Regions from separate parts of the Mus musculus genome. Here region 2 is linked to region 1. Evidence: chromatin loops called from intact Hi-C (ENCODE). Cell type or tissue: left cerebral cortex. All regions are shown on one strand. Links, peaks and the distances in the headings refer to the core of each region. The heading gives the core; the rest is flanking DNA.

Region 1 (16,495 bases), core at 4,660-12,659:
CTTGTGAGATTTCTTGCAGCAAGGTCTAGTTTGTAAGATAGGAACATAACTGAGAGCGTTCACATTGTCCCTTTTCTGTGTGGTGTACTTCCAGCCATCCTTTGTCACCAGCTCCCCTCTCTGTGATTCCTGCTGGGTCTGTGATCAGTGACCAGCAGGCAGTCAGATATTGGTGTCTGCCCAACCCTCTAACGTGCTTTCTGGAGTAAGACAGAAAGAAAAAGGTCTGAGGCCCAGCGGTTGCTCAGGGGACACTTCCTCAAGTGGCACATTTTCTGTCCCCTGCCCCCATCCAATGCCTCAATTAGTTCTTCCACCTCCAGCATCTGCCTCGGTTGGTTTCCAGAAGCATCATCCTTGCCTCATTCTTGACACAAGGCAGCATACCTGAAGGGAAAGTGGAGAGGGTAGCCTGGACTCCTGTTCCACATACCGACACAATCCTGACAGTGCTCTTACTCGCTGAGCCATCTTACCAGCCCCAAGGTACAAAATTTAAATCTAGCATTTGAATATATAGTATCACCAGACCAACCTACTACACACACACACACACACATATCTGTGTGTGTGTGTGTGTGTGTATATATATATACTCCTTCATGCACAGATGCATATTCACAAATACACACACAGAGAGAGAGAGAGAGAGAGAGAGAGAGAGAGAGAGAGAGAGAGAAGAGAAGAGAAGAGAAGAGAAGAGAAGAGAAGAGAAGAGAAGAGAAGAGAAGAGAAGAGAAGAGAAGAGAAGAGATCCTTTAGCATGAGAGCCATCCATCAGGACCTGTGCAGGCCGGGGCACAGCTGAGCTGTCTGCAGCAGCAGCAGCAGGATGAGGGGCAGATGCAAACGTTTCTTGGCAACAAGTCTGGAAATCCACACCCATCCTCCTCCTGACTTGATTGACACAAGTAGGTGCCAAGTCTTAAGGGCAAGTTTCAACACTTGCGTGCTGCCCTAGGACTTGCCAGAGACCCTTTGGCCTAGAGTCACCCCTCTGGCCCCTTGGCATTAGGTAATGGTGGTCCCAGGGCATCAGGTAATGAATGGGGGTCCCCAGGATCCACTGGTGAGCTCCTCACTCCCAGAGGGCTCATCACTTCCCAGTGATGCTCAGTTGGCAGAAACCACTTCTCATTAGGAGCCAAAGTCCTCAGCAGGCATCCAGGACTGACTCCAATGGCATCCTGGCAAGCCTCCCACTTATGACTAGGGTTCACCAGGCAGAAAGTGCCAAAGGGACTCAGAACCCCCATGAGCCACACTAAGTCTTCATATAGCGAGCAACCCAATCTGGAAGGTTCATGTAGACATGCCCAGAGGCTTTTTCCCCAGTGTGCATCCCTATGAAGTTGCTAGGTGACAATGTTTCCTGGGGAGATGGAACACACACGTGTCACTCATCCCAGAAATGGAGCCTGTAGCCGATCAAAGAGTGATTATACCAATGTCCAATATAGGAAACCAATGAGGATTTGTGGGGAGGGGTGGCGGGGTATGGTTATTAAAAGCCCTGTGGGTGAGAGGTTACCTACAAGGAGAAGGAATAACACAAAAGCTGCTGCTTCCCCAGAAAGTCCACGCCAACGTGGCGCCAACTCTCAAACCGCAGCCACAGGAAGCTCTCTACACAGGCAGCGTGCAGGCAACTCCCCAGCCAGAACCTGTCTTTCCACAGTTAGTGGAGTCAGAGTCTCCAAGAGTGTTTACTCTCGTTATGTGGCTGGGGAGAGAACCTCAAGAATCTTTCGGGTTTCTCTTCTTCCAGACAGTGACCTTTTGTTCCCCTCACCAGCCTGTCGAGCCTCCTCTCCCTCCGGAGAAAAGTGTTTCAACTTAGAGTAGAGGTTCTCAAGAAGGTCGTGACCATTATGTGACAGTCGTAACAGTAACAAAATTACAGTTATGAAGTAGCAGTGAAAAGAATTGTATGGTTGGAGGAAGGACATCCAGACCTGAGGAGCTGTATTAAAGGGTCACAGCGGGAGGAAGGGTGAGAACCACTGTAAGTTGGACTGGAAGAAGCGTGTCACACAACCCAAGCTGTCAGAGAAGACCAAAACCACAGCAGGGGGCAGAACTCTGCTCCTCCTTTAGAGGTTGTCTTAGTTGGTTATGTTTCTAGTACTGTGATAAAACGCCACGACCAAAAGCACCATGAAGAAGAAAGGCCTTATTTCCTGTTGTCCATCATCCGGAAGGAAGTCAGGGCAGAAGCTTAAGGCAGGAGCCTGGAGGCAGGAGCTGATGCAGAGGCCATGGAGGGGTGCTGCCTACTGGCTTGCTTTCCACGGTTTGCTCAGCTTGCTTTCTTATAGAGCCCAGGACCACCAACCCAGGGGTGGCATTGCTCACAGTGAGCAGGGCCTGCATTCACATCTACCATCCAGAAAATTTACTACAGACTCAGCCTTTGGCCAGTCTGGTGGGGGCATTTTCCCGAGGTTCTCTCTTTCAAAATGAGTCTAGCCGGTGTCAGGTTGACATAAAACGAGCCAGCACACAGGTTAAAGACTGTGTCCTTGAGCACAGACAGGAAACTGACAAAGAAGAAAACTTTATTTGGCTCATAGTTCTTGTATGTAATGAGGGTGACAAGTGACAAATCAAATCAGAAAGGCAAAGAACAAATGTGAAAAGTGTGTGTGTGTGTGTGTGTGTGTGTGAGCACATGTGTGCGTGTGTGGACATTTGTGTGCCCATGTGTGCATGCATGTGTGTGCACATGTGTGCATGCATGTGTGTGCGTTTGTGTACACAATCAGTAATGAGTACTGCGAGGCCAACTACTCACAACCAAAACAACTGATCTAATTCCAAGGGACAGGCATTCATTTCTCTGAACCTGCCCCACCTCTTAGTCCTGCCATGACAGATTTCCACATGAGCATTGGTGGGAGAGGCAAAAACATACCAACCTCAGCATGTGTTATGATTGACAGGTGCCAAAGAGATGTAACTTTATTTGGGGAATGATCTCATCTTAATAAGAAATTGAAGTCATCACTTAAGCTCTTAATTATTCTGTGTGTCGCTTGCCTCTACTCTCTTGGGTTCCATGGTACTCCTCTGGGTAGTTCCATGCCAGACAGTAAGCACCCCACTGTTGGGGTGCTTTTTCAGCAGCTGCCTCATATGCCTGACCCCAAGGAGCATCAGGTGCAGGGGAAATCTGGGTTTCTCTCCTGGGTCTCCTGGGTCTCCTGACAGTGGAGGAGGCTCTCCGACTCCAAACACTGGCTTCTCTTATTGCCAATGCTACACAAATTAGGTGCAAGCGTACCTTCTAGGAAGTTCTGGACTTGGTCCTACAGAGCACAAATCCCAGAGGACTGCACATAGGTCCTACTGGGTCCCACCATCAGCTCTTGGGTCCTTGTGAGCCTCATTCTGCTCTCCATGTAATCTTTAGCTGACATCCCTGCTAACCTTGTTTCTATAATGAAACAGTCACCATTTTATCATGTCTACTGGTGTAGGATCCCCATCTTAACCCTTGCCAACTCCCTCTACGTCACTCTAAGATCTCAAGCTTCCAGCCAGACTGCCAGGCTCACTACCTCTTTCCCATTTCTCAGCTCCGGCTGCTTCCAACTGTCATCTCTAAATGATGACCTTGGGCTCAGACCCCAGCATCTGTTCCCACCCCTTGCTCATGATTTCCCAGTCTTCAGAGCTCTCTCTTGCTGATCTGGTGTTCTGACTCTTGCCTATCCATACCTTTCCCTTACAGATTCTACAAAACCTGTCTCAGCAAAAAAGGACCACACCATCTGGGGCATTGTCAAATGCCACATGGTTACTGCTTGAGCGAGCATCCTCAAGAAAGATGAGGGAGCCAGGAAGATAGCTCACTGGGTAAAAGTGCTTACTATGGAAGTCTTATGGCCTGAGTTTGATCTCCTGAACCCATATTAAAAAAAGAAAAAAAGGCAGATGCAGCAGACCACATCTGTAATTCCACCATTCCCGTGACAAAGGTTGAAGAAGGTAGAGAAAGGAATGTTATCTAGAAGCTTGTGGGCCAGCTAGCTCAGTGTAGAGAGCAACAAAGAAACAAGAGAGATCCCACCTCAAAACCTCCTAAAAATGGCCCTCTTGAGTCCCATATACGTGCTGAGATATGTGTGCTCTTGAACTCACATACGCAGGCCATCCACATGCCACACACCCTCCCGCAGGCACGCTCAAAATGAAATTAGACAAAATAACTCAAGGATGGCAGCTACCTCTGAATTTGGCTGGAGGCAGGAGAGGGTGGTGGCCTTGCCTCTGGGCTCGGCTCTGCCGAGTTCACCACATAGATTGGGTCAGGAGGCCATGAGTCTTCGGAACATTTGCTGAAGACTGGGCCATGACGGCCGGGCTTTGTCGAGCGTGCTCACACACCTGACTTTCTTACTTGGCCGGGTTAAGTTTCTTGCTGCCAACTTGGATGACGGCCCAAGGGCAGCTGCCTGGAAGAGGGAGGCGTTGTGAGCTGCTTCCACTCTGACCTTATTGTCACCTTGTTCTAAGCAGGCCTGCATGGCCTGCCAAAAAAAAAAAAAAAAAAAAAAAAACTAAATCAAAACATGTGAGTTCTTTAGAGCAAAGTTCAAACTAAGGAAGCCAGAACTAAGTTCCCACTGTCTCTCGCAGTGCCACCGTGCAGGGTGTTGACACAATTATAGTGGCAATGTGAGAGTCTTCCGGTCTTTATGTCTTAAAATTAGTGAATGGTAAAGGATCGGGGCTTCGAGTATCGTTTTATGCCTGAGATGAAATTGCCTTTAGGACAGGGTCACTTTCGAGAGACCCAGAACTGGACAGCAGCTCCATTTGTGTTCACTCCCTGTGACATGCATTGCCATAATTATTCCTGAGAGCAGCCCATGGGGAGTAATGCTACTTTAATGTCTTTTGTTGTTGGAGGCCAGCGAGCAAAGGTCGCACAGCCGCCATGTCAGCAGCGGAGTCAGGGCTCCCAGGGTGATGGGATTAACTGTTCCCTGCAGCCTCCACACTGAGGGCCCAACTCTTGCTGTGGTGTTAAGAAGAGCTTCAGGGGTCAGAGGTCAGTTCTGTATTGTAGCCTGGAAAGTGCCAGAAGCCTCAGGACTGGGAGCAGTCCTCGAAACAGAGCCCCACTCCACCCATTTCTCGGCCTATCGGCACAGGATACTGTCCCATCTGTAAAGTAAGGCCAGTGCTCCAACCTGCACCTCATATAGCAGATGTCAAGGGTTCATACCTGCAGAGTACCTTAGCCCATTCCTGGGACACAGGAAGGCTGAGGAACTGCTAGCTGCCACGCTTCATCAAGAGACAGATGTGGTTTCATTGTGAAGGACTTGTCTCTGATGGGCAGAATCACAGCGAGCGATCTCAACAGGGGCTTCTTATAGTCAAGGTTACCCTCCTGGGTTTGGAGCTGCATGCGAGGTGCTGCTTCGGGAGATACTGTGTCATCTTGTCTCATCCTCCGCGTTTCTCTGAAGCAACTCCCAGAACAAACAGAGCAGTGTTGCTAGCCAACACTGACAGGCGGTCCAGTGGCTTTCTTCTAGATGACGTCCTTCCCACTCCCGATATTTCTTTGGAATGAAACACACCTGGCTGTTTCCCAGAGCCAATTCGGACAGGCTCCCTGCGTGTCTTCTGCACGTAGGCTTTTAATGGTGCCTGTGCTGGACAGGCGCTGTTTGAGCAAGTCTCTGCAGAATGTGGAGCGGAGACTCGAGCCAGCACAGAGCTCCACAGAGAGCTTTGATGTGGGTAGCTTCTGTCAGAGAGACCGAGTAGACCCTCCCACAGACTGTCGGCAGCCTGCCCCCTGCATCTCCACAAGGCCAGCTCCGCACGACAGACCGAGTTCTCCACTTTGTACACGCCCAGCCCGGCTCCGCACTCTGCAGGAACCTGTCTTGGCTCATCACTCTCCCTTGGCATCATGGCCCTCAGAACTCTCTGGAAGCGAGGCTGAAGAGTGATGAAAGATGTGAATTCTGTTATTAAAGCTCAACAAAAGGGTTTCCCTGCTAACAAAGAACAATTTCATACAAGAAACAGATGAACACATCTGAAGTCAGCTCTTGGGGCTCAGGGTGTAGCTCAGTAGTAGAGAGCTTACCTAGCGTGCCCAAGGCCCTGGGGGTGAGCCCCAGCACTGAAAAAATTACATAAACAGCTCCCAAAGGCACCCCACATTACAGTGCATCCTAGGAAAGACCAGATTCTATGCAAAATCTTCTAGGAACAGCTAGAACATCGCTGCTCTGCACATAGTGACTCTTGGTGACAGCTAGCACATCGCTGCTCTGTACTTAGTGACTCTTGGGCACGGGTTCTTTAGGAGTCTTTTTCCCAGTCAACTACGACACGGAGGCTGAACGCACCCTCCATCCAACCAGACATTGCCTGTTCACACAGCACTGCATCCATCCCCAGCCCTGTCAGCCCTGTCTGGTATTTCCCGGCACTTCCTCACGGTGTGTACAGTGGATGTGTACAGTGGGGTTAGTCTGTAGAGGGTTCAGAACCATCTTCAGTGTCAGCCGCCCACCAGGCTTCTAAAAGCAGGTCTTCTACAGGTGCAAGCATCCCTAAGTGTTTATGTCAACCTCCCAGAGCAAGGTCTGAGCCACTTGGGAAATGATCTATGCATGAGGTGGATGGCTCTGGTAAGCTTGTAGTTGCTAGAAAAAGGTGTATCCTGTTTATGGATTAGCCTTTTCCGTGCACAATGCTTCCTCCTAAACCACCATCCGTGTACATAGAAAATGTTTTATCCACCATCGCGTGTTCCACACAGCAGTGCTCTTGACCAAAGGACTCACTTTCAGCCAAGAAATGGACAACGGTCCCATGCTCATGGAATCCACTACTCTTAACATGTCCCCCACCGTCCTGAAGCATCTAGCTTGATAGAATTTCCCTTTTGGGTCACTAGGGGGGATAGTGAGTGGAACCATTCCCACCCACATCTCTTGATTCCCGAATCCGTGGATCCTGGCTATGGGAGAAATCATACCATACACTTTATTCAGAGAACATAGTACCTTCTGGACCCTGATTCAAAGCATATCCCACCTTCTGGGGGACCCTGCCTCAGCCCCACCAACCACTGCTTCTTAATTGGCACTTTAACTGTGACTTCAAAAGGCCACTCCACCATTTTGTTAGTGTTCTTAGTTTTACTTGAATGTATACGTGTTTGTCTCTGAATCTATGTCACGGTTGGAGGTCTGTGTGCTCATAAAGGCCAGAAAAGGGTGCCAGAGGCCCTAGAGTCACACAGGCACTTGTGAACCATCCAGTGACGGTACTGAGAAGCGACCCAGGGTCCTTTGGAAAAATAGCAGGCCTTCTTAACTGCTAAGCCATGTCCCTAAGCCATGCAAGAACCTTTTTTGCATTAGATTTTTCTCATCACTGGGACAAAATGCCTGAGCGGAATACTCTCTTCAGGGGAAGGGTTAGCCCCAAGGCTTCAGAGTTCCCAACCCAGCACAGGAGGAGAGTGGTACAGCCTAGAGGCAGCGAGCGAGCACACCAGCACCAGTGGCTTCTCCTGTTCTCCGTTACTGTCACCCATGTCGCCAGCCTGAGGGAAGGAACCACTGATTTGCAGGGTGTGTCTTCCCTTATCTGAATCCACCAGCACAGAGGCACGGCCTAAGCGCGTCTCAATCCTATCAAGACTCACCACCACGCACTGCACAAAATAAAAATTAGGTAAAGATTGAAAATTTAAAGGGGGGGGGGGGAGAGGAAAGCATCATCCAAGTAAATGGTTCTTGTGGGTCAAGCCCAGGGCTGGGCACACTCTAGCCAAACACTTCATTACTGTGCTGTGTCCCAGACCAGACCCACAGTTAAAGAGGACTGGGTTGCTTCATTCTAATGTCTACAAACCTCTGGGATTCAAGTAAGGGAAGAGTCTAGCCCGGTGTTGAGGCAGTGAAGGGTGACTAAGCACACCAAGTAAGCATCCAGACATGTTTTGCAAGGCTTCAAGCAGAAGGTGACCCTTGTCACCTGCCTCTGGTGGCAGAGCTATGGAGTCTCGGGGGGAAGGGAAAACTTCAATCGTGTTCTGCTTGGAGTCCACAGCCCACTCGACCCTTTCAGGAACATATCTGTGGTCCAGCATGTGCTAGATTGTGGGAGGCTCTGAGTTTGATTCTTAACACGGCAGATGAAGGAAACCCAAATCTGAACAAAGCCAAACCTCTCACATTTTATTAACACATCACATCCACTCACATAGACATGAACTACAGTCCAAAGAAGCTGTTTATATCCTTAACATATTGTTTTTGTACTCCGTGGTTAGGGTAGATGGATTAAGAGAGCAGATTGTGCCATTTTTATCAACTATAGAATCAATAGTGACAGCTAAAATCAAAGGAACATGTATTACACTTAGTGTTAAGATGTAGCATAAATATGTATAGAAAATTAAAAGATTGAACATTTCAAGGGATGAAAGCATCCTAACGTATGGCTGTTAAAGAGAAGAGCCATTGTCTGGGTGTGGTGACATGTGCCTGTGATACCAGATTCCCAGGGGGTTGAGACAGGAGAATTGCTTGCCAGGAGTTTGAGACTAGCTTGGGTGGTATGTCGATGATGATGATGGTGATGATGGTGGTGATGATGATGATGATGATATGAGGAGGAGGAGGATGGTGGTGATGTAATGGTGATGATGGTGGTGATGATGATGATGATGATGATATGAGGAGGAGGAGGAGCAGGATGGTGGTGATGTAATGGTGATGATGGTGATGATGGTGATGATGGTGATGATGATGATGATGATGAGGAGGAGGAGGAGGCTTTCAGTGAGGCTGAAGCTCAATGGCAGATAGCATGCTCAGGCATGAAAGGCCTTATACATGATCAAAAGCACCCCAAAGAAGGCGACAAACCAGTTCTTTTTTTCGTGTCCACTCACCCTTTTGCCTTCGTCTCAGGATGGTCAGCGCCTCATCCTCCACCCCAGCACACATCTCTGAGGGCTCCACATAAGTAAAGACTTCCCTGTGCTGGGTTTTCTTCTTGCTGTGTCCCCACAGTCTTCTCAGCTGCAAAGACTCCATGAGGCATGAACACACTCCTCACAGCCTGCCCCTGGTTTTCTGTGCTGGGTCCAGCCTTGCTCCAGATCGAGAGGACAAGTCACACCACCAAAGCGCTCCAGACGCTGAAGCAGCACCTTGTACTGGCTGGTTGTGTGTGCCAACTTGACACAAGATGGAGTTATCACAGAGAAAGGAGCCTCCCTTGAGGAAATGCCTCCATGAGATCCAGCTGTAAGGCATTTTCTCAATTAGTGATCAAGGGGAGAGGGCCCACTGTGGGTGGTGCTGTCCCTGGGCTGGTGGTCCTGGGTTCTATAAGAGAGCAAGCTGAGCAAGCCAGGGGAAGCAAGACTAAGTAACACCAGTTCATGGCCTCTGCATCAGCACCTGCCTCCAAGTTCCTGCCCTGTGTGAGTTCCAGGCCTGACTTTCTTTGGTGCTGAACAGCAATGTGAAAGCGTAAGCTGAATAAACCCTTTCCTCCACCCCCCCTTACTTCTTGGTCATGGAGTTTGTGTAGGATTAGAAAAATAGAAACCCTAACTAAGAGAACCCCTTTCTCCAAGCAGGCTCCTAGAATCCTTGCTCTTGCCTTCAAAGACCACAGATTTCACTTCACACACCTCTTTCTTTGTTCCTCCCCATGCACATTTGTGTGGACACATGTGGGCTTGTGTCCCAAGTCCTTACTTGTGACTGAGCTGGGGCCCCACACTCAGTATGTGCTCCACCAAGGTTCAGCTCTGAGGATGGGGCAGTGCCTTGGTTACTGTAGGGTGTGACAGTGTCTTGGTTACTGTAGCACATGTGGGACCTCACACTATGCTCTGAAGAAGCTTCCTGTCGGCACAGGTCTGTTGAAGGATTAGTGTCTGTCCCCTGCGTTGTAGAAAGTCACAAGGAAGGTTGATTAATGTGAGGAGAACACAAAGAAGCAGAGGACACTGTGGGATGTACAATGGAGATCAAGAGTCACCTAGGGTGTATTGCAGCAGTTAGAGGAAGAGGACCCATGCCTAACAGAGAAACTGGAGGAGATACAAGACGTGTGCGTGTGTGTGTGTGTGTGTGTGTGTGTGTGTGTGTGCGCGCACACACGCATGTGCCTACCCTCTGCTCTAGGTCACGTTTTTAAGTCTAGGGACCTCAGCTCTGTGTCACCATTTTCCTTACCTGCAATCCACTGAGTCTGCTGTTTTCCTCCACGCAGGGTGACATGCAAAGGAGCTTTCTGAGACATAGCCAGAGTTCCTTCTCAGATATTGCCAATCTTACACACACACACACACACACACACACACACACACACACACACACATACATCACCAGGGGTGGAGGGAGTGTGGGTTATGCCCTCTTCTGAAGACTATTATTCAATCCTATGCTAGATTTTTATCTTTCAAAATGAGAAATTTGGGGGTTTGTCCAATTCCTTTATTTTAAAATTTTCATTTTGAAATAATCCTGAACTTAAAAAAATGACAGGGCAGGAGAGATGGCTCAATGGTTAAGAGCACTTGCTGCTTTTATACAAGACCCAGGTTCAGTTGCCAGCACCCACATGGCAGTTCACAACCTCTGTAACTCAAATTCCAGGGCCTCTAACGCCCTCTTCTGGCTTTGGTGGACACTGGGCACATGCATGGTGCACCTACATACATATAGATAAAACACTCATACGGATTGAGAAATAAATCTTTTTAAAAATTTAAGTTGCAAAAGTAGTAGAGCAAATTTCTGTATCTAGCCTTCACTAGTCCCTAATTAAATTATAAGCCTCCAGGGCATGTAACTCTTAATATCCTATCTTTATTAATTCATTGGCATTTCATATAATGTATTTGATCATATTCATCTTCCTCTCCTCCCTCTAAATGCAACCTTATCTCCCAACTTCCACAGCCTATACCTCCAGCTTCATGTTCTCTTCCTCCCTCTTTTTTTAAAAAAAGTGACCCATTGAGTTTGGTTGTACCGCTGATATACTCCTGGGAGTACATCCATCTATCACACACATATCTATCTATAGCACAGTCAACCTGCCAACAACGACACCACTAAATAAAACTGACCCTTCTTCTCCCAGAAGCCACAGCTGTGTCTAGTTCCTCAGTAAGAGCTGGGCCGCTAAGCCTTCTCACTATTAACTATTAAATACTCTCTAAAAATTCATAATGCATTCTCAGAACAAGATGCTCCCCACAAGACAAGAATAATGTGACATTTCACAATGTTTTCTGAATAATTTCCCTTTCTGAAGGAAACCATAAAATGAGATTATTAAAGTTTTATTTCCCCGAGGTATTCTGCCAATCTTTGTTTACAACATCTAAGAAAAACCCACCTATGAATTATTTATCCATCTATATTGATGCATTCACATCTGAACAGCCCAGTGGGCCTCCGTCCTTCACTTGGGCACTATGGGCTTCACCCATGGGATTCTGGGTCACCAGTGACTCACTAAGTGGACTGGGTAAACACATAATCTAATTAGGAAACGCTGCAGTAGAGACCAGTCCTGATTTATCTCAGTGTCAGGACAGAAAGCAAAGCCCCAACTTTTTCCTACTTACTATTGAAAACTGGCTCTTTTAATTTAGAGATACTTGGTGCAGCCCCGAGGGCTCACGTGGTGGGTTCTGCTCCTTTTTTCTGTTACAACTGAGCTCAGCCCTCTTGAGATCAGCCCAGCAGACCCCGTAGAGAGGCTGCTCCCCACATCAAGAGGGGTGGGGAATGCAAGCTGGCTTCTGGGTGGCTCACTGGAAAATAGACTCATTTCTTAGTCAAACCTCTGATGAGCAGCCAGCTGGTTGTCACTGGAGAGCCTCACAGGGGACCCACAGGACAATACAATTCTCCTGACCCACAAACACTTTGAGACAACAGAGAGGGGTTATTCTGACCTGCTCAATTTGAACCTAGAGGGAGAAAATGGATAAAACGGTTCAAGACCTGAAAACGGAAATAGAAGCAATAAAGAAAACACAAACTTAGGGAATTCTGAAAATGAAAAAAAATCAGGAATCCGAACAGGAACTACAGAGGCGAGCTTCACCAACAGAATGCAAGAGATAGAAGAGAGAATCTCAGGCATTGGAGATACAATAGAAGAAATGGGTACATTGGACAAAGAAAATGTTATATATATATATATATATATATATGACACAAAATATCCAGGAAATGTGGGACAGTACTAAGACCAAACTTAACAACAATAGGTGTAGAGGAAGGGGAAGAAACTCATCTCAAAGCCCCAGAAAATGTATTCAATAAAATCATAGAAGAAAAATTTCCTAACCTAGAGGAGGAGATACTTATAGACATACAAGAAGCATACAGAACACCAAATATATTGGTCCAGAAAAAGATAATAATAATAATAATAATAATAATCAAATAGTAATAATCAAATAGTTTAATAATAAACTAAAAATATAGACCAAAAAAGAATATTAAAAGCGTCAAGGGGAGGAGGTGCCTAGGCCCACAGAGACTCAATGTACCAGAGTGAGGGATGGCCAGGGAAGCTCCTACCTGTTCAGAGAAGCGGAGGGAGTGGGAGGAAGGATTGTGAAGGAGGTGAAGGGTGCAATGAGCAGGATGTAAAGTGAACAAGTTAATAATGATGATGATGGTGATAATGATGTTATAGTGTATCTATTTTTACATTTAAAAAAATAATAAAGAATTCTCAAAAGATGAAAGAAAAAGCTTCAAGGGAAAAAAGACCAAGTAACATATAAAGGCAGACTTATTAAAACTACACCTGACTTCACCTGACTTCTCAGTGGGGACTCTAAAAGCCAGAAGGGCCTGGGCAGATGTGCTGCAGACTTTAAGATGCCAGCCCAGACTATTATAGCCATAAAAACTTTCAATCACCATAGATAGAGAAAACAAGATTTTCCACGATAAAGTGAAATGTAAATAAATCCACAAATCCAGCCCTACAGAGGTCCTGGAAGGAAAACTCCAACCCAAAGAGGTTAACTACACACGTGAAAATGCAGGGACTAAGTAATCTCACACCAGCAAAGTAAAAGGAAATGGAGCACCCACCACCACCATTGAGGAATGTATAATCTAGGGCCTCAAAAATATCATTCATGAAGTCCAAGTATTAATAAAAAATCTAAGTTCACTGGATAGGAAGAACCAGAAAAGGGTGACAACATATGCTTTCAAGAAAAGCAAGTAGCCGGGCGTGGTGGCCCACGCCTTTAATCCCAGCACTCGGGAGGCAGAGGCAGGCAGATTTCTGAGTTCGAGGCCAGCCTGGTCTACAGAGCGAGTTCCAGGACAGCCAGGGCTACACAGAGAAACCCTGTCTCGAAAAACCAAAAAAAAAAAAAAAAAAAAAAAAAAAAGAAAAGAAAAAAAAAAAGAAAAAAAAAAGAAAAGAAAGAAAGAAAGAAAGAAAGAAAAGCAAGTGAAGGAGAGATCCAGTGGCCAGAAATATGGAGCAATCAACACAGTTTGCTTGGGACAGGAGTGTGTGTGGTGAGGGACTCCATACAAGGGCTGTGGTGTGAGCATCCCAGGGATCCTGAAGGACTCCCAGCAGCTACATGGGTGGATGCTGGACACAGGAAGAACCGAAGGACTGCTCCTGGGAGAGGAGGTGACAGTGGCCAAGGAGATGTTCAGCATCCAGGATCCTAACTCTGAAATCAGCAACAGTATTCTTCAGGGAGAGCAGCAGGTTCCGGGGGACTCAGCAGCCCCCCACAGGAACAAGGCAAGGTGTGGAACCCAACAGATTGAGGACGAAGCTGCATTAGTGGGAAGAATGACTGTCCAGTCGTTTAAATGCTGGGTTTCTGCGGCAGTGGGGCTGGGCTGGAGCCCTGGAGAGTTCACAGGTGATGGTGAGTTGGTTGGATTGTGTGTCTTGAAAGCAGAGCCTTAGCAAGCCAGGATGTCCGAGACCATGCAGTCGAGAGTAAGGAGCACAGCTTATGTCTAGGAATCCTACCACCTCATTGCAAAGAGCACTGTGTTGTTTTAAAAGAAAATTGAAGATTAATTAAAAATACTGCAGAAAACATACAGACAGGCAGAGCTTTGCCACACAATCATAAGCCCATAAAGCCCTCGGGGCAGTTCCCAGGCGGGGACACCCTGACCCTAAGAAGTTTAGGGCTTGAGAGGCACAGAGGACAGAGGAAACTCAATGGCGTCCTTCATTTAGATGTACAGGATTAGCCGAAGTAATGACCGTCTGCCGAAAAGAGGATTCTTTCATTTGGCGAATCAATACTTACAGGCACACTGGGGAAATTAAGCAGAGAAAACCGCATCACCCCAGTGCTGCTACCAGGATCATTCATGTCTCTGAATAGCAAATCGGGAGCTCCCCGAGTGGTTATAATTAAGCCACACACACTGCACGCTTACAAAGGAACGCTAAGTGTCAGCTCCTCTTCAGCTGAACACATGTGCACACTGATGTAAAGCAAGACCTTGGGACCAGTGACAGGAGATGGTGCGCCACAGCTCCTGTAGTTCGTGTTCATACGTGTGTGTGTGTGTGTACATATTTGCATGTGTACATGTGTGTATGCTCTTGCATGGTTTTGTGTATGTGTATTTGTGGGTATACATATATGCATATTAATGTGTCTATATCTGCTTATGCATGCCTCTCTCTGTGTGTACATATGTGTATGAACATGTGTGTGACTGTGTGTACATGTGTGTACCTGTATGCACATCAGGGCTTGCCCCGGTGCAAGCACTACCTTTCATTGCAACTAAAAGATATTATTAAATGAAAAACTTGAAATGAACCATCTGTACAGCAAAGTTAAGTAAGGTTCAGCTCACATAGCTGAGCAGATATGATGAGCTCACAGCCCTGCTTTGTCATCTGGCCACTTCCTCCCCTCGGGGTTACTGGTCCTCCATTGCTATTCTGCAATGCTGTTTATCCCTTTACTCCAGTCTCCTCCCCACACCCATAGCCTCGAGCTTTAGCAGTAACATTGCTGTCACTTTTGAAAATCGTCCCATCTTTGTGGGTATTATGAGCCATCATCCCTGTGTGTGTGTAAGTGTGTGTGTGTATGTGCATGTGTATGTGTGAATGAGTGTACATGTGTGAGAATGTGTGTGAGTGTGTGTGAGCCTGTGTGTGAGAGAGTATATGTTAGTGTGTATGTATGAATGTGTGAGTGTACATGTGAGTGTGTGGGTGTGAGTGTGTAAATATGTAAATGAGTGTGTGAGTGTAAATATGTATATAAGTATGTGAGTGTGTGGATATGTATGTGAGTGTGGTTGTGTGTGAGTATATGGATATGTGTGTGATTGTATGTGAGTGTGTGTGAATTTGTGAGTGTAGGCGTTAGTGTGTTTGAATGTGTGTTTAAGTGTGTGTGTGTGTGTGTGTGTGTGTGTGCGCATATGTGTTCAATGAGGTGAGGTGTCTTTCTCAATTGCTCTTCTATCTTACTTTTGAGACCAGGTCCCTCACTGAACCTGGATGGAGCTCAGTGGTTGAACAAGGTCACTGAGCACCAGGAATCCTGTCTCCTGCTTGGCAGCATCTGAATTATAGGAGAATAGTGCAATGTTTAGCTCTTTATGTGTCCACTAGGGATTGAGCTCAGATTCTCCTACTTGTGAGGCAAACACTTTACTAACTGAGCCATCTTTCCCCAAGCCCAGAGCCCTCCATCCTGGCTAAAGTTCATGCGTAGTTGAGCTTCGGGAGATGAGAATTAAATTTATCGCTTAGGAATTACAGAAGTCCATACAGTGAGACTCCGGGTGTCTGAGAGAAGAAAGCAGCTCCAGGGTCCGGGAAGCAAGAGAAGTGGTACATCTTAGATCGAAGCAAGTTCCACACAGCCGCTGTGCAGGGATACCTCGTGTGGGGAGACGCCCCTCTCCCTACATCATAGTATGAGCTAATGGGCTGGGGATAATTAGCAGATGACACAGCACCCTGCAGGCACAACAGCACAGTAACCGAGCTCCAGGGGATTTCCAAACACCAGTGGCTTTATGAGCCTCATAAGACACACAGGCTGTGCCAAAGAAGCATCTAAGGGGCTGATGCCAGTCCCAGCCAGGTGAGAGCAGGCCTGAGCGACTCCAGATCCTTATCTCTCCCAGCAAGAGCTGTGCTGCATCCAGAGGAGAGTTAATTAGCAATAGAGAGAAGTCTAGTGTAATCAGAGACTCTTCCTCTCCTCTCCGTGCCATGCCTCCCCATTAATGAGGCAGCCACTTGCCCACAGTCAAACCATACAGACACTCTGTCCCCTTGTAGTTCTCAGGTGAGGTACTTCATGGACGCATGAAGACACCATGGTACCATCTTCCAGAGGGATATATCCCTTAGCGCTAAGCCTCAAACCATGGTTCTGTGGCCATGGAGAGGAAATGAGAAAGGGTTAAACCCCACGCATTTC
Region 2 (16,495 bases), core at 3,152-11,151, 85 kb before region 1:
TGTGGTGTCTTAAAAAAAAAAAAAAAAAAGCCAATGACGATAAGGTGAGAAAAAAAAAAAAGAAAGAAAGAAAAAGAAAGGCTGATGAAACGCATCGCATTCCAGTTGGGAAAAGTGGGGAGGCAAACGTCACAATGGCTCGTCCGGGTTTTAAAAATAACACCTCGGAACATTTAAGGAGCCCCCCCTCCCCCGCGCGCATTAGTGTCCAAGACTAGGATTTCTTCTTTCTTAATAATGAACTCCATAGAATCGTTTTTTAAAATATGCGTATTTGGGACGATACAGAGGTACCAATAAGGATCTAATAGCCAACGCTGCGCTAAAATGACCAAATCATTGCACACAAATCACACGCGCACATTCTCACATCAGTTCGTCCTCGGTGCCCACGTTTCATCGCTGGCCCATTATGCAATGTAAGAAAGGACACATCCCTCCACCTTCCCGAGGGCTCGTAAAACACGGTGACGACAAACGGGTTGGAAAACGTCGGTGCCGACACAGCGCCTGACACAAACAAACGCCGCGCAGGCATCTCCGATTGCCGTCACCGTTGGTACTCCCAATCCTCCTAAGCAAATCAAGACTCAACCCTCCCCTTAGCTGGCCCGGATTGGGGACTAGCGCGGAGAGACCCCGGAGAGCAGGGCAAGTCGTCTGGCTGCTAAAAGGATCGGCCTCCACTCCGCCTCCACGGCGCGCTCTTCGCCACCGAAACATCAATTTTCCTGAAATCCGGAGACATTATGCAATAGCGGGGAGGAGGAGGGAGCGCGCGGCAGCCCGGGCTACGTGCGGGCGCCAGGGCGCTGCAATCAAAGCAGCTACCTTAAGGTGGCGAGTCCCCCCTCCTGCCAAGGCAGCAAAAGTTTATGTAATGCATGCCCCGCGCACACTCGCCGCCTCCCGCCAGCCCTGCGCCGCGCCCGCACGCATCCCGCGCCCTACGCCCGCCGGCCGCGCGCTCCAAGAGCGGGCACGGAGCAGAGCAGGGCCCCCGGGGCCGCCGGTGGGCGGAGCGCTTACCGTGGTTCTGCTCCCTGGTCCGTGAGGGGGAAAAGAAAGGGCGGCTGTAACCGGGCTGGCGGCGCCGGGGCGCGATTCAAGCTCCGCCGGGCCCTCAGCGGGCGGTGGCGAGGGCGCGGCGCGGGAGACGAGCGGGCGCGCCGGGTCCGCGGGCGCCGTGGCCGCGCCGAGAGATGTGTGTTAGTAGGTCAGTTCCGAGCGCCGCGCTACGTCGCCGCCCGCCAGCCCCGCCGTGACGGGCGGCGGCCGCCCCAATCGCCGCGCCCGCGCCCGCCCCCGGCCCGCCGCCACTGGCCGCGCCGACAGGGGCGGGCTCCCCACCGCCCCGCCCCGCCCCGCCCCGTCCTCTCCGCCGCGGCGCCACTGGCAGTCCGCGTCCTTCTCTGGCCGCGGCCGCAGCTGCTACCCGCTGTCCGTGGGGACCCAGGCCGAGCGCTATGTTGCGCAACGGGACGCACCGCGGAGCAACCCGAGGCACGCCTAAGAGGAGCCCAGGACCCTTTTGCCCATTGCCGGCCGCGCCCTCCGGGTCGCTGCGCTCGCTCCGTGGTGCCAGCACCTTTTTTTGTTTGTTTGTTTCCCGGAGAGCCACAGAGGGCCGGGCTACCTGTTGCCAATAGAACCCCGGGTGAGGGCTATGGGGACACGGGCGTGGCGGGGACCTTGGCCTCCTTGTGCCCACGGTCCCCTCTGAGACCGGGAAAGGGGCGCGGCAGCCGGGCTACTGAAATGTCCCGCTCCTCTCCCGGGCAGCGCCGCAACGGTAACACAAACAGCGCTCCCGACACAATTAGGGCGAAGACGACCCCTACAAAGTTGTTGCGTAACACGGTTGGGAAACCAAGCTAGACCCGGTTGGTCTGTGTCCCCGACCACGTGGAGAGGTGGCGGCTGTCTCCGAGGACCTGAGAGTCCGCGGCCTCGGTGTCCCCGGCTGGGAAACCTACCCGCTTTCGGTGCTCGGGCTAGAGCAAGCCACGGAGGGCATTCCCCAAGCATCTTGAACTGGTAGTTCTCCTCTCCTTTCGGTTCTCAGTGAACACGCCAGCCAGCCCCCACCCCACCCCCCTTTCCCCAATTCCTGGGATGTACAAAAGACATAAGGAAATGGGAGACAGAGCATCTGGTGGCATGTTCTTAAGTCAGTCATCGGGTTGGCTATTGTAAAGGAACGTGGCAAACACTCCCCGCGTTTACAGACACGTAAGATTATAGCCGGCCTTGGCAAAGGGAGCCATATTCCTGACAGTGACGCACGCGCTTGCCCAAATACGGAATGTGGCAGGTGGCAAGGTCCTTGAGCTCGGACTGTGGGACCTGGGCTCGAATGATTCCCTCACTCAACCCCCTCCTTTCTCATTTTTCAAAGAAAGCAAACCCCAAAATAAAGAGTGAGTGTGCGGGACCCCCACCCGGAACATCTCACCAAGTGGATCTCTTTCCATTTACTCAAGACACACAGTAGTAACTCCACAAATAATCTCCGAGGCACATCCAGTGGTGATTTAAATGCCATTCACCGTTGGACTTTTGGACGCCTTCACAGGGCAATAATGATGGAGTCTAGCTGGTAAAATACCCCTTAACCAATAAAGCCCCCATAGCACAGATACGCAATAGAGGATAAATCTCCTTTCACGGGTGCTGATCAGTTCAGGGAACACCCCCTCCCCCCTTTACACTTTGTTTGTTTGGATTTTTTTTTGTTTTTTGTTTTGTTTTTTTCCGAAGAACTAACTACCTTGATGTAAACGAATCTTGATTTGGTTAATCGGTTCCACTTTTCTCGAATTTACTGATGTCATAGGATCCCTAAGTAGGTAGAATCGGGGAATAGCGTTTTCACAAAAAAAAAAAAAAAAAAAAAAAAAAAAAAAAAAAAAAAATTGAACTTGCCTGACTCACCCAAGGCTGACAGCGGAAGAACGGACTGCTGTGACCCACGAAGCTGTTCTTTATACTGAATTTTGAAATCTGATGCCTGTCTTCATTCCCGGGGGCAGTTTACATTGCGCCTCCACCACATTTATGCTTCCGTCATTGTCATCTAACTTGGAAATCAGAGGAAGTGTGAAAGATGTCTCTGATATCAACTTGGAAAACAACTCATTCGCGCCCCCTGGTGCTTAAAAACAGCTCAACAAGGTGATGGAGGCTCGGTCTCCAGGACCCGGGTGATGATGCGTCCGGTGTTACACCCTGGGGGTCCACCTAGTGGGCAAGTGCTTGCAATTAATTGAACTAGAAGAAAATTGAAACATAACCCTGGGGTGGGAGAATTTCCCCCAAGTCTCCAGTGTGCTGATTACTGAACAGGCTGTAAGTAGGGTCTCCCGAATAGGGAGATGGTGGAGGACTTTAATTGAAGTATGACTTTCAAACGAGTTTTTTGCGGAAGTGCTGGGGCTTGAACCCTGGACTGCTACGTGCTAAGCAAGTGCTTTATCGGTATCCTACCTTCGCAACCAAACTCAAAACGTTCTTACTCTAAGTGGCTGGTTTGTTTCAGAGCGGGAATTGGGTTTGGATGCAGGAGCCAAAGAGAGATGATCTAGACCAGAAAGCATTTAAGAATCGCTTTGTGTTTATACACTGCTGTAGCACACTTTGAGCAGCCAATATAAGAGGTGTAAGCTGAGAGCAGGTGGAGGATGTGGCTCTCTCTGAGAAAAATTTCAGGGCGTGTCCAGCTGGAGGGTCGAGAGTACGCTGATGTACGCAACCCGAGGGTTTTTTCTTTCACAGCGCCCGGCATCGAACTCAGGTCTAAGCCTGGTTACACGACTTCAGCCCAGTGTCCAGAAGCTCTTGGCTTGGGCCTTGATACATACACCTAGTATTTTATGGGGGTTCAGGAGGTGAGCCACCCTTGGACTCTGTCACGAAGAGAAAATGCCTTCACTGTTACAATACCAGATCAGGGGGACTGTGGCTCCAAGTTTTCAAAAGGTGACATTAAAAATACCTCGTGTGTGTGTTATGTATGTATATGAGTGTGAGAAATATCCTGCTTTTCGATGTTGGCAAGGAATTAATTTTCTTTAAAAGTGATGGCTTAGTGGAGAAAGGCACTTGCCACCAAGCCTGACACCTGAGTTTGAGCTCTGGTGGAAGGGGGTAACTGAGACATTAAAGCTGTCCCCATAACCTCCGTATGTGCACTATGGTGTAGGTTTGAGTGGACGCACACATACAACACATCATAAATAAAAGATAAATAAATGTAATGTATTTTAAAATAAATAAAACACTTTACTAATTGTAGCTCAGTTGGTAAAGTGCTTGCCTAGCATGCGCAGACGCCTGGGTCCAATTCCCAGAAGGAGATGAAACAGACTTGGTAGTACACGTCTGTCATCCGAGCACCCAGGAGGTGCAGGCAGCAGGATCAGACATTCAGTCATTTTCAGTTGTAACATCAGCCTCTGCCATGTGAGACTGTTTATGACTGATTGACTGGATAAATGGCTGAATGCATGAATGAATGAATGAATGAATGGTCAAATGACTGGCTGAAAGAATGAATGAATTGGTCTAGGACTTATCTGGATGGAATCTAGAGATGGAAAAATGAAGTCCTGTGGATATGGCTGGAAGGACAGTCACAGGCTAATGACAAGCCAAGCCTACAGCTCTCACTCTCTCTGCTCTGTATACCAGATGTCTGAATTTCTCTGTGGAAATGTTTCATTCGCTATGCACCCTTTGATGACCCCACCCCTTATTTGGTGGCCATGGCCAATGGGAGCACTCACTACCTACCACTGTACTGTGCTTATTGACCATCTAGTACCTCTTATTTGTCTTTAATTTTTAAAAGATTTATTTATTTTTATTTTATGCATGAGTGCATATTATTGTCTGCATGTATGTTCATGCACCACATGTGTGCCTGGTGCCTACAGAAGCCATAAGAGGACATTCAATCCCCTGGGACTGGAGTTACAGCTGCTTGTGAGCTGCCATGTGGGTCTGATAATTAAAACCCAGGTCCCCTGGAAGAGCAGTCAGTACCCTTAATTGGTAAGCCACTTCTTTAGCCCCATCTCATGTCTTTTTTTTTTTTTTTTTTTTTAAGACAGGGTTTCTCTGTGTAGTCTTGGCTGTCCTGGCATTAGCTCTGTAAACTGGCCTGGCCTTGAACTCACAGAGCTCTGCCTGCCTCTGCCTCCTGAGCGCTGGGCTTAAAAGTGGGCGGATGCTCCCACTGCTCTGCTCCATCCTGTATCTTTTAATTACAATCTGCAGAGCAGAAGAGCAGACAGCTCCTAGATTTCACAGTAGGGGCCGGCAGTCTAGGATGGGACTTCAGCTTTGACTTTTGGACTCCTTCATCCCACCAGGCATTGGCTCCTTTCAAGCTGGAGTAGGAAGTTTAGAGATCGCTGCTGTCCCCTAGCCCCACCCCCTCCTCTCCTGCCAGGCTCTTGCTGTGCAGTTCCTTCATCCATACTTACAAAAAAAAAAAAATATTCTTGGCCTAATTCTCCAAAAACTGATTTGGCAGTTTTGTTTTGGGGGAAGAAATTGAGTAATAAAAGAGGGTCAAATACCGCTCCCCAGAGAAGGGATGGCTTTAATGCACAGGAGCCGGTAGTTGAAATAGCTCTGCCCAAGCTAAGAAAGAAAAGTCTCTACACTGCTCACAGGTTTGCCCCAGAGGAGAGCCGCTGAGGGTTCGAAGGCATTTCAAAGGCTTTCCAAATGACTCAGGGATGTGTTGTAAGCACAGTATTGCAAAAAACGGAAGCATGTCTTCAAATTCAGCCGCACACGGTGTACATGTCAGGCACTGAGTGTCCCTCTGCTCATTCAAATTCAACAGGAGATGTAGGTGTTGGTGTAGGAGGAAGGGAGACAGGCCACGAGGTGGCAAGAGTCGGGGGGGCTCCATTAAAAACGGTCAGGATGGGGTGGGGGGGGCTCCATTAAATATGGTCAGGACTTTGGAAGCAGCTGATAGCATCCATTGCAAAACATGGTTGATGGAGCAAGCCTTGCGGCAGCCGTTGACAACCAAAACAGAGCTAGCTGGCTTTCAAAGATGTGAAATCTACAATTGTGAAACATGTCCTAGCGAAAACCATTTTACTAAGAACAAGAGATGACACATCCACTCTGCCATACAACTCAGACCAAGAAGGTGCAAAGCTTATCTAAACGCTCTGCCCAGAGTGCTTTACTGGAAGAAGATATGGCTGCCAACCAGAAGCCTGGATTCTAGAACATTCTGTACTCCAGTCTCATCTAGGGGATCATTCAAGTCTCTGAAGGCCTGCTCCCTCCTCCAGCCCAGAGGGAGTAGAAGTAGGCAGAAGTGATCCTGGAGCTTCAGTCCCTGCCAAGGTATAGTTAGGGAGATCGAAGAGGTGGGCTTTGCAGAGAGGCTACTCCAGGGGGAGCCTCCTCCTTCAAACTCTTCACGGTGCCTCTGTCTAACACTGCACAACGACAGACTCAGATGAAATTGTCTTCTGTAGTTGGTTTTCAGGGAGTTCTGACGAATACTCTGTCTGGCAAAGGCTCTTAGAAGCCAGGAAGCCGGGTGCTTGACCACACTTCTGGTCTTCTGAGAAGTTTCCAGTTTCATCAGCTCTGAGCAACTCTGCAGAAGTGCTCAGGGTTCAGCTGTTGCTGCATGAAGACAATCACGTATGCTACAGTCACACACGTGCACACACACACACACTCAGGGGCATCAGCTGCAGACAATCACACCTGCCACAATCTGTCGATCTCTCTGTCTGTCTCTCTGTCTCTCTCTGTCTGTCTGTCTGTCTCTCTCTCTCTCTCTCTCTCTCTCTCTCTCACACACACACACACACACACACACACACATACACTCAGGGGCATCAGCTGCAGACAGTCACACCTGCTACAGTCACGCACACAATTAGGGACATCTTATCAGGCCGTGTACTGTCAGAGTGATGGAAAAAATCAGGCTCTGGCTATCACCAAAGGATGCTGCGACAGGGCCCACTGGTGGCTACAGAAATGGAAATCCCTGTCTTCAGCTCAACTCCCTGACCCCACTGACAGTACTATTGCTGAGATAGGCTTTCCTCCATGGCTTTCTGCCTCAGTTTCCCTTCTTGGTAGTCATTTATGATAATAATATCAATTGCAGGATGTTTTTCGAGAATACAGTGGCTGATGTTACCCTTGCTTAGGAAGGGGCTTGCAGCACAGACTGGCATGTGTTAGGTTCCCACCCTCAGCTCCCTCAAAGCTCAGCGTGGGGTTGGAGGGGCCGCTTATTTGGTAGAGTGCTGGTCTGTAACGCCTGAGGCCTTGGCTTGATCCCGGGCACTGAAACAAACCGCTGCCTGCGATGGTTCACACTTGAAATCCCAGCACTCAGGAGGTAGAGGCAGGAGGAGCTAGAATTCAAAGTCACCCTTGCTAGAGAGGGAGTTCTAGGTCAGCTTGGGTGAGAGATCTTGTTTAGACAGATAGCATCCAGTCTCCTCAAGGAAACTGTATCTTCAACCAGGACATGCGTACACATACAATTACAGGTGTGTGTGTGTGTGTGTGTGTGTGAGAGAGAGAGAGAGAGAGAGAGAGAGCAGACTGACTAGACATGAACAGTAAATTCTATTACTGCCAGTCCCCTTCAATTCCCCTGAACCAGTGAGCATTCATAACAAGAAATTTTCACCCTAGAGGTAAATGGGGGGGTAATAGGTTACTAATTCTTCCACATATTGAGCTCCTGTTAGGTCTTGGGCATTCCTGGGCATTGTACAAGGTCTAATACCTGCTGTAGACAATGACATCATTCTCTTGCCACTTCGTTTCATGTGGCCAAGACAGGTCCATAGAGACTAGTGGGAGAATGCAGGGGATGCTGGCTTAAGAGCAAACCAGATCGCTCTCACAGTGTGATAACAGTCACTTAAAAGCCCAGTCTATGTTCTGATAGATCCTCGGAGGAGAGAGCCTTCATTCCATGGCAGTGAGCAGACGCACTTCTTGAAGGGGAGGGATTTGTCTCAAGTTTTGGAAGTGGCTGAGATATCATGGCCAGTACTGGGGAGAAAGAGAGAGCTATGAGGCTCACAGAGAACTTGTTGGGAATGCTGAGGGTGATGGGAGGGGTGGACAGGGCTGATCCAGTCCCTGGAGAACAGAGGCACACATGAAATGAAATGGCAAATATAAGAGAGAATGACGTCATTGTCTGCAGCAGGTATTAGACCTTGTCCAAGGTCTGAATGGGCAAGTCACATGGGAAAGCCAGTGGCTTTGGGAGCACATTTTACAGCAGGGCTGTGTGAGGCACATTTGCTGATTTGTTTAGTTGTTCTGAGACAGAGTCTCATGTAACATGATGTCTGCTGGCCTTGAACTTTTGATCCCCACTGCTCCTGCTGCCCACATGCTGGGATTACAGGTGTGAGCTATGTCACCTGGCTGACGCAGTGCTGAGGAAAACCCAGGGCCTCATATACGACAGATAAGCCCTTTAGCATCTGGACTTTATTTTATTTTAAAATATTAAGTGTGTGTGTGTGTGTGTGTGTGTGTGTGTGTGTGTGTGTGTGTGTGCATGCTCGTGCGCCCATCCATCAGGTGCTATGACATTGGCATAGAGGTTCCAGGAGAGCTTGTGGGAGTTGACTCTTTTTCTCTACTGTCTGGGTGCTGTGACTTGAACTTAGATCATCGGGGTTGATGATGCACCTTTAGCCACTGCATCATCTCACTGGTCCCTACCTGAGCATTTTAATGATGAATGTTGACTACACAGTAAGAACCCGTGGAGTGGCTCTGAGGTTGGAGCTCTGTGGTAGAATGCTTGCCTAGCGTGTACAGGGAGGGCCCTGGATTCCACCGCTGACACCAGAGAACAAATAACAGAAACACTGTAGGGACTTAGCTGGGACTCCTGAAGCCTCAATTTCCCCATCAGAGGAGCTGTACAGTAGAGCCTTGCACACTGTGCCTGTGCTTCAGTTTCATCTGCACAGGGGTTGTGGTAAGGAACTGCCCAGGAAGCAATAACATGCTTACACCCTAACAGGGCATCCCACATAACGAGGACTCCCGTCCTTTGCCACTCCACAAAGAGGTAGATGGGTGTCAGAGGAAGAAGGCTCAGTTCTGGAGTTGCGCATTGCTGGAGCGGAGAAGCTCTGGTAGGAAGCCATCTTGACTGGAGACAGAGTCGTGGCCCAGGTAGTACTGCCATCTCAATGTGCATCGTCCTGTCGGCTCATGGTTCTGCACACTCGATCTCCAGCTAGTGGCCGTGCTTCGGAAAGTTGTGGGACCTTTAGGAAGGGGAGCCTTGCTGGAGGAAGTGGGGTGCCGTGGGTGGGCCTTGAGGTTTACTAGCGCAGGTCCATTTCCGTTTCACTCTCTCTGCTTCCTGACTACAGAGCAGATATGACCACAGCCCCCCAGGCTCCTGCCGTCCGTCATGCATTCCCGCCATGCATTCCTGCCACGGTGGACTGTATTCTCTAAAACCGAGTCCCAAAAGGAATGTTTGCTTCTTTAAACTGTGTATTGTCCGGCATTCTGTCGTGGTAACAAGAAAAGTAACTAAAGTAAGTTGGCCAAAGCTGAGACCACAGGGACCACAGGGACCTCCCCCATCAACCACTAAATACGAAAATGCCCAACACCCAGATCTTTTGGAGGAATTTTCCCAGTTGTGGTTTCCTCCTTTCAGATGATTCCAGCTTGTGTCAAGTTGTCAAAAAACTAGCCAGGACACTTGGGCTGTGTCAAGTTCCTCCATGCCTCTCCCTGAACCCCTTAGGTCAAGCAATCCCGAGCCTTCACACCTGCCCTCTGAGGGCAGCCATCTTGGAACCTTAACCTCGTGAATCACTACCCGCCCTGCTGACTCTGGCTGGCCTCACTCCGGCTTTCCTGCTACAGCAAGCTGGATGTTATAGGTCCCGTAGAAGACAGGGCACTTCCTGGGCAACTGGTGTTCCCAGGGACCACAGAGCATCACCAGGCAGTGAGAGACAGAAGCCAGCATGTTAAGTGTCACCTTACAGGGTCTGGCAGGGTGGAAAACCGGGCCCTGTGTCTTTGGAAGGTGTAGTGAGCAAGGTACCAAATCCTGTCCTCCTTGCAGCTCTAGAATCAGACTTCCCTTCTGAAGTCTTCTTCAGACTTCTGACTCGAGCTCCCATTTCTAGGAAACCCAGGCCCAACCAATTTTTTTTCCCACTCTTTCTGAAAACACAGATGTCAAACTCAGCTCTATTCTGGAAAATAAATTTCCTGATAAGAAATCCTTCACCGCAAGCAGCAAACAGCACGAGGTCATTCATTCTTGCAGGGAATCGCTGTCAGTGCTAGGGAACTCCTTCCTGACGTGGGAAAACCGACACATTACAAGAACTTTACTTACTTTCTTTCAGCTCTGAACTCTGCTGTTCAGAGGCAAGGCTGAGAGTGCTGTGGGCCCAGCTCAGGAATGGGGGTGGGGCAGGCACAAGAAGAAACCTGAGATTCACCAGCCAGCCAGTCTAGCCAGCAAGCTTCACGTTGGATGATAGATTGTCTCAAAATATAGGGCCAAGAACAATTGAAGAAGACACCTGTGGTGACTTCCGGCCTCCGCATGAGCACGCCCAGGTGTCTGCACCCACACTTACTTGTACCTGCATACTCATGTGCACATACGTGTACCCCCAGCCCCCACACACATTAAAGAAAAAGAGGTGGAGCTGAAAAGACGTGTTTCATAAAGCACAAATGACAAGACGCTGGAGAGGGGCTTTTGTTTTTGGTTGTGGTAATTTGACGGGGCAGGGCAGTAGTAAAATGAGATTGTGTACATATTTTAATGTGAAACAGGAAGGTCTGTACAGTGCAGACCAGACCAGAGAAACTTTCTTGTTAGTAAAAATCATCTATTCCTACTATTGGCTATTTGAAGCACAATTTTTAAATGTCTTTTGGATCCTTTTGTGGTGTGTGTGTGTGTGTGTGTGTGTGTGTGTGTGTATTCACCTGAAGCAACATTGGAACGTGCTAATCTAATTGCATCTAATTGATGGGATGTCTCAAGACTTATTCAAAGTGTTCTGTGTCAGGAGGAATGTTAGCTAACAGTGTCCAGACCAAGAGCTCGAGTGTACACTTTCACAAATTTGAATTTGTTCTGAATTTGGTTCTATGGCCTGGCACTTGAAAGAAAGAAAGAAAGAAAAAAAGAAAGAAAGAAAGAAAGAAAGAAAGAAAGAAAGAAAGGAAGGAAGGAAGAGAAAAGAGAAAAGAGAAAAGAGAAAAAACAAAAAGAAAAGGAAAAGGAAAAGGAAAATGTTATTTTATTGTTTCCAGATCGTGGGCATAGTTTTATCCCAACAGGAAAGGGGAATCCTGACTCATGCATTTATTTTCATAGACTTTTTTTTAAATATTTATTTTAACTTTAAAGTTGTGTGTGTGTGTGTGTTTGTGAGGGGTGTGTGCTTATAAATACAGGTGCCTTTAGAGGCCAGAAGAAGACATGAAGCTGCCCTAGGGGCTGGAGTTACAAGCTGCTACGAGCTGTCTGTGGGCTTCGAACCAATCAAACCTAAGTCTTTTGTAGGAGCAGTAAGCTCTCTTAAGCACTTGAGTCATTTCCTCAGCCTGGAGCCTCAATATAGTCCCCCCTCCCTCTCTCTGTACAAGTGTAACAAGGAAATAGTAAAGACCTCCATATTTTTGGGAAAACAAACATGAAATCAGCAATCGCCTGATAGCCCTTTGAAGACAGACAGCAACCAGTGCGATGAGAAAGGAAGAAAGGAACGACAGGACTCCTATGATGGTGTCTCTTCATGCACGCAGGATATTGAAATGTACCCAGGGGGAGCTCAGGTGTGGAGCTGAATGCCAGGTTGAATGCAGAAATTTTCTGATGTCAGAAAGGTGTTTGTTGGAGAATGGCTAAGGCATGCATCCCATGGTTGCTGTTATGTGACCACAACAAACAGCTGGGACCCTTCTCTGAAGTGGGAGCTTCTGGTTTGCTGGGAAAGTCCGTTATGTCAAATGATGTTTTTCTGGGGCACACGGGTGAAAGGATGCTTTATGAGCCCACAAACAGTGGGAGATGCGCACTGAGCACTGGTTTGGTCTGCTCCACCTCACTATTCTTTGATAACAACACGCATGTATCTGTTCGCCTTACATAGTGTTGTTGAGCTCCACATGTGTTAATGTCTGGCAAGCCTTGTGGTTTCTTCAGGATTGAACCCAACTGCTAGTTCACATGTGGCATTGATCTGCTGAGAGGACTGGACTGCAGCTGCTGGTTCTTGTGTGGTGTCTGCCTGCCTAGGGGGACTGCTGTGCAGCTGCTGAGTCGTATTTGGTGTTTGCTATGGGACTGAACTATTGGCAAAGATTGAGCTCGCCCCCCAAAGAACTATTGCTAAACAGGTCCACTTCTCCTATATCCCAATAACTTATCTCTTCCACTACCTCTGGTGGGTAGTGGGCAAGAGGAGAGGCTCAACATTTATTAAAAGTAGGTTGCAAAAATATGTATGCCTATCCAGTTTCTTCTACACATCTGGAACCTCAGGCATCCCACCCCTAGAAGACTTTGGTGAGGATGTCAGGACTGGAAGTCACGGCGGTTCAACTCGTCCAACACCCAACTCTAAGTTCATTCATAAGTCTGTATCTACCCTGGGCTTTGAAGATTTCTGCAGATTTGTCCTGAGGAAAGTGGCAAGGTGCTTACTGGTCAGGCTCAGGCTAAAGAGATGTCATAGAAGCTGTAGGGGGTGCCTGTGTTCCCTTCTGTATTGAAAACATGTGTGAGGCTGGGATCTCAGCATCCATTGTGACAGGCAGAACCAGCGGATGCTCTCAGTGCATACAACCACCAGCTTCTCGGGTAGAGTGGTGTTTTGTGACCTTCAGAATTTTATCTGTGTTTACACAAGTCAAGTAACACAAATACTGCATCTGTTGCCTTGGTAATGTTTCTAATTTTTAAATTTTATTTACGCATTCTCATTGTATCTAAGAGCACGTAGCATGTATTCTGATGCCTTCAGGGGCATTGCACCGCTGGACCTGGAGTTATGGGTGTCTGGGAGCCACCTGGTACGGATGTCAGGAACTGAACACAGACCCTGTACAAGAGCAGCAAGTATTTTTAACCTTTGGGCCATTGCCACCTCAACCCATGCCCAAGCAGTGTTTAATGAATGGTAGCTTTTATTATAGGTTCAGATATCTTTGAACGTTTTAAATATAGTCAGGGAGATATGTTATTTGTAAAGATGAAAACTATTATGGTGAGTGCCACATCAAATGGAAAAGTCAAACTAATTTATGCAAAGGAAGGAGGGACAGAGATGGGGACGCAGGGGATGGTGCTAGTGACATAAGCCACTTGATTTTGCTCAAACACGAGTCTGAGCCCAGGAACCCACATAAAGATGGAAGAACCAACTGGACAAAGTTGCCCCCTGACCTCCACACGTGGGTTGTGGCACATGTGCCTGCACCCACGTCATGCACACACATACACACAATAGTAATATAACACTTTTTAAAGAAGTGATTAAGCATTGAATAGTGACATGAAAATAGGATCATAAATGAAGAGATTGAGCAGATTGTGGGTAAAAAGGACCACTGTTCTAGAGATAACGACTATACTGAAGTGTCACTGAGCCTTTCCACCAGCTTACAAACATTTAACTAAAACAGCACTATGTTGTAGAAGGAACTGGCAGTGAGGCTCAGTGGCAGGTATATTCTAAGCATGAGTCCTGGAATTCAGGACCTCAAAATACAAACACACACACACACACACACACACACACACACACACACACGGAGTTGGAAAGGAAGTGAAGATTAACAAAACAGAATAGGTATTCTAGAAATAGGTTGAATAGGTTAATGCATAAAATAACATATACGATAATAAATATCATTATTGAAATCAGGGGCTGTAAGGATGGCCCAGTGGTTAGGAGAGTTCACTGCTCTTGAAAAGGACCTGAGTTTGGTTGCCAGCACCGGTGAGGCAGCTCACAACACCCTGTAACTCCAGTTCTGGGCAATCTGATGCCCTCTTCTGGTCTCTGCTGGCTACTGCATGTGCATGGCACACATAAACACATGTGGACACACACACACATGCATATCCATTTTAAAAATGAAATATTTAAAAAATAATCATTAAAATCAAAGGGCACATCAGCTGGGGCCTTATGTGGGAAGCAGATGTTAATGTGGGCATCGTGTTTGAAGGTGATCTTTGTTGGGCTTGGTCATTGTGAACACCTGTGACTGTGCTAGGCAACCATTGGCCACTCTTCTGATGGCTCCACAGTTGCCACTAATGTTTGCGGTAAACGGGAAGCGTAGTCAGAAACTCGCTGGTTCAGGAATCTGGACCATGGAGCTCAGAGCTGGGCACCGGGATTGTGACTCACACAACAATGTTGCCCCTCACACTGCTCCTTATGGACCCCCCAAGCCACGTGTTTTGAGTTCCCTCACAAGCCGTACTGTGCAGGAGCCACAGGGCAGAGGGAGATGACTCACTCCTGCCTCCTAAGCCTTTCACAAATGCATCCTAGCTGTGACTGCTGTCAGATCACAGGGCCTCAGGCTCAGGAGAGCCTGGAAGAGTCCTTAGCATGTCAGTTTTCTCAGATCACTGAGAGATCTGCGGCAGGGTATCTATCAACACAGAGACAAACTCATCCTGTCTGGACCATTGGCTAGACTCTTACCTCATTCCAAACAGAAAAATACTCCCACAAGTTAAAGATTGAAGAGACCAAATTACACATGAAGTTTCTAAACCAAACCAAGGGAAGCCAGATGTGAACTCTAGGCCAGGGTGTGATAGTGAAACTGGAGCTCTACGAGAAAGATAAACAAACTTGAGCAAGTAAAGTCAACTGGCTTTTGTCCGATTGAGTTGTTAAAAGCTGCAGCAGGAGGGATGGCTCAGCAGTTAAGAAAGCTTGCTGCTCTTGTGCAGGACCTAGTTTCAATTGAACCACTCACAATTGTCTGTAACTTCAGTCTGGGCATCTGACACCCTCTTCTGGCCTTCACAGGTACACACACACACACACACACACAAATAAAAATTACCATAATTCTTAATTGTTAAAATGAACACTTGAGGGAGATTACAACTTTACTTCTAGACAAAAGGTTAACATTCTCATGGTGGAAAATATGTTAACATATTTGTTAAGTGCAATATATTGGTAGACCCACAAGAGTAAGAAGGTATCCGGCATCAAATTCAGTAAATGATACAAATTAATTAAGTTTGGAAAAGGTCAAGTTCAAAGAACTTTGAAGGATATATGGAAACAGAGCAACTTCATTAATAATGGAAACATGGAAGTAAAACAAGGTGTTTGAAAAATAATTTTATTTTTAATATTTACATATGTATGTATGTATGTATTTATGTGTGTGTGTTCCTGCCACATATGTGTGCATGCCCATAGATGCCAGAAGAGGGAGCTGGATCCCCTGGAGCTGGAGTTACAGGCAGTTGTGAGCTACTTGATATGCATGCTTAGAACTGAACTCAGCCCTCCTAGCCACTGAGCCCTGTCTCCTGCTCTGAGGTGGTTTTTATGTAAACAAGCAAGGCAGTATGCTGGGGAATGAATAGATATTCTTCTGGTGACTGGGGCAGTAGCATCAGGTGTGAAACTGAGTCTACCCCTTAACTAACTTCTGAGAACACATTGGCAGAGCTAGCAACTGTGGCTCGGAATCTGCCTCGGAAAATAATCATCCGAGTGAGCAAAAACGCACACAAGGCTGCTTCTGCAGTGTTATCTGTGAGAGGAGAGATGGAAAGCCACCCCTTTGCCACCAGTGGTCTCTTAGCTAGATAGATGCTGGCTCCACTTAAAGGATTATCAGTAGATCTGAATGGTGCTGAAGAGAAATGTATAGTGTAAACAGGCACTAAAGCTGTGTGGCTATTTGTAAAGGCAAAAGAGAATTATCTATACATACATACATACATACATACAATAAGAACTATACAAAACTATGTATGTATCTATGTATGTATCCCTGTATGTATCTATGTATTTACATATCTATCTATGTATCTATGTATGTATCCCTGTATGTATCTATGTATGTATCTATGTATCTATGTATGTATCCATGTATCTTTGTATGGGGTAAAAATAGGGTCCCAGGTCTGCTGGAGGCTAGGGCCCCTGGGTGAGATGGCCACTGCCGGGCAGGCATTGGACTGTGAGAAGCCCAGGGATCTCACTCTGGGGGTGAGGAAGGTAGAGTCTGGGGACCCTGAGGAACTGCCGGAGTTGGGCTCAGATTCTCAGGCACCACATACACCACTGGGTACCTCAGAAGAGCGGGTTCTGGGGTCCCTGGGTTGCACGGAGGCCAGGGACTACAGGCACTCACTCGTGGACATCCCAGACTTCACTGTATGTCGCAGAAGAGCTGAGAACATGTGGGG

What was found. A loop is a pair of places that touch in the nucleus more often than their neighbours do. Peaks named below come from ENCODE experiments on the same cell type or tissue, not always from the same donor. Only the 100,000 strongest peaks of a DNase experiment are listed, where the experiment ranks them.
Region 2: it touches region 1 in a loop (3-fold over the local background); 3 of 42 quality-filtered maps call a loop at or near these places.

The regions. Positions count from the first base shown.
Region 1 is chr13:53,063,702-53,080,196 of GRCm38, forward strand. No RefSeq gene overlaps it. Among named protein-coding and RNA genes, the nearest start is that of Gm33519, 54 kb to the left of the region's middle. In left cerebral cortex, for the core only: no CTCF peak of the experiment used is centred there; no DNase peak of the experiment used is centred there.
Region 2 is chr13:52,979,832-52,996,326 of GRCm38, forward strand. Gm33424 (a long non-coding RNA gene) reads left to right here and starts at 6,134. Exons shown (of 3, transcript XR_382381.4): 1 at 6,134-6,375. It overlaps Nfil3 (nuclear factor, interleukin 3, regulated), which reads right to left and starts at 1,208. Exons shown (of 2, transcript NM_017373.3): 1 at 1,030-1,208. In left cerebral cortex, for the core only: a CTCF peak has its summit at 3,174 (motif pointing left); DNase peaks (open chromatin) are centred at 3,153 and 3,762.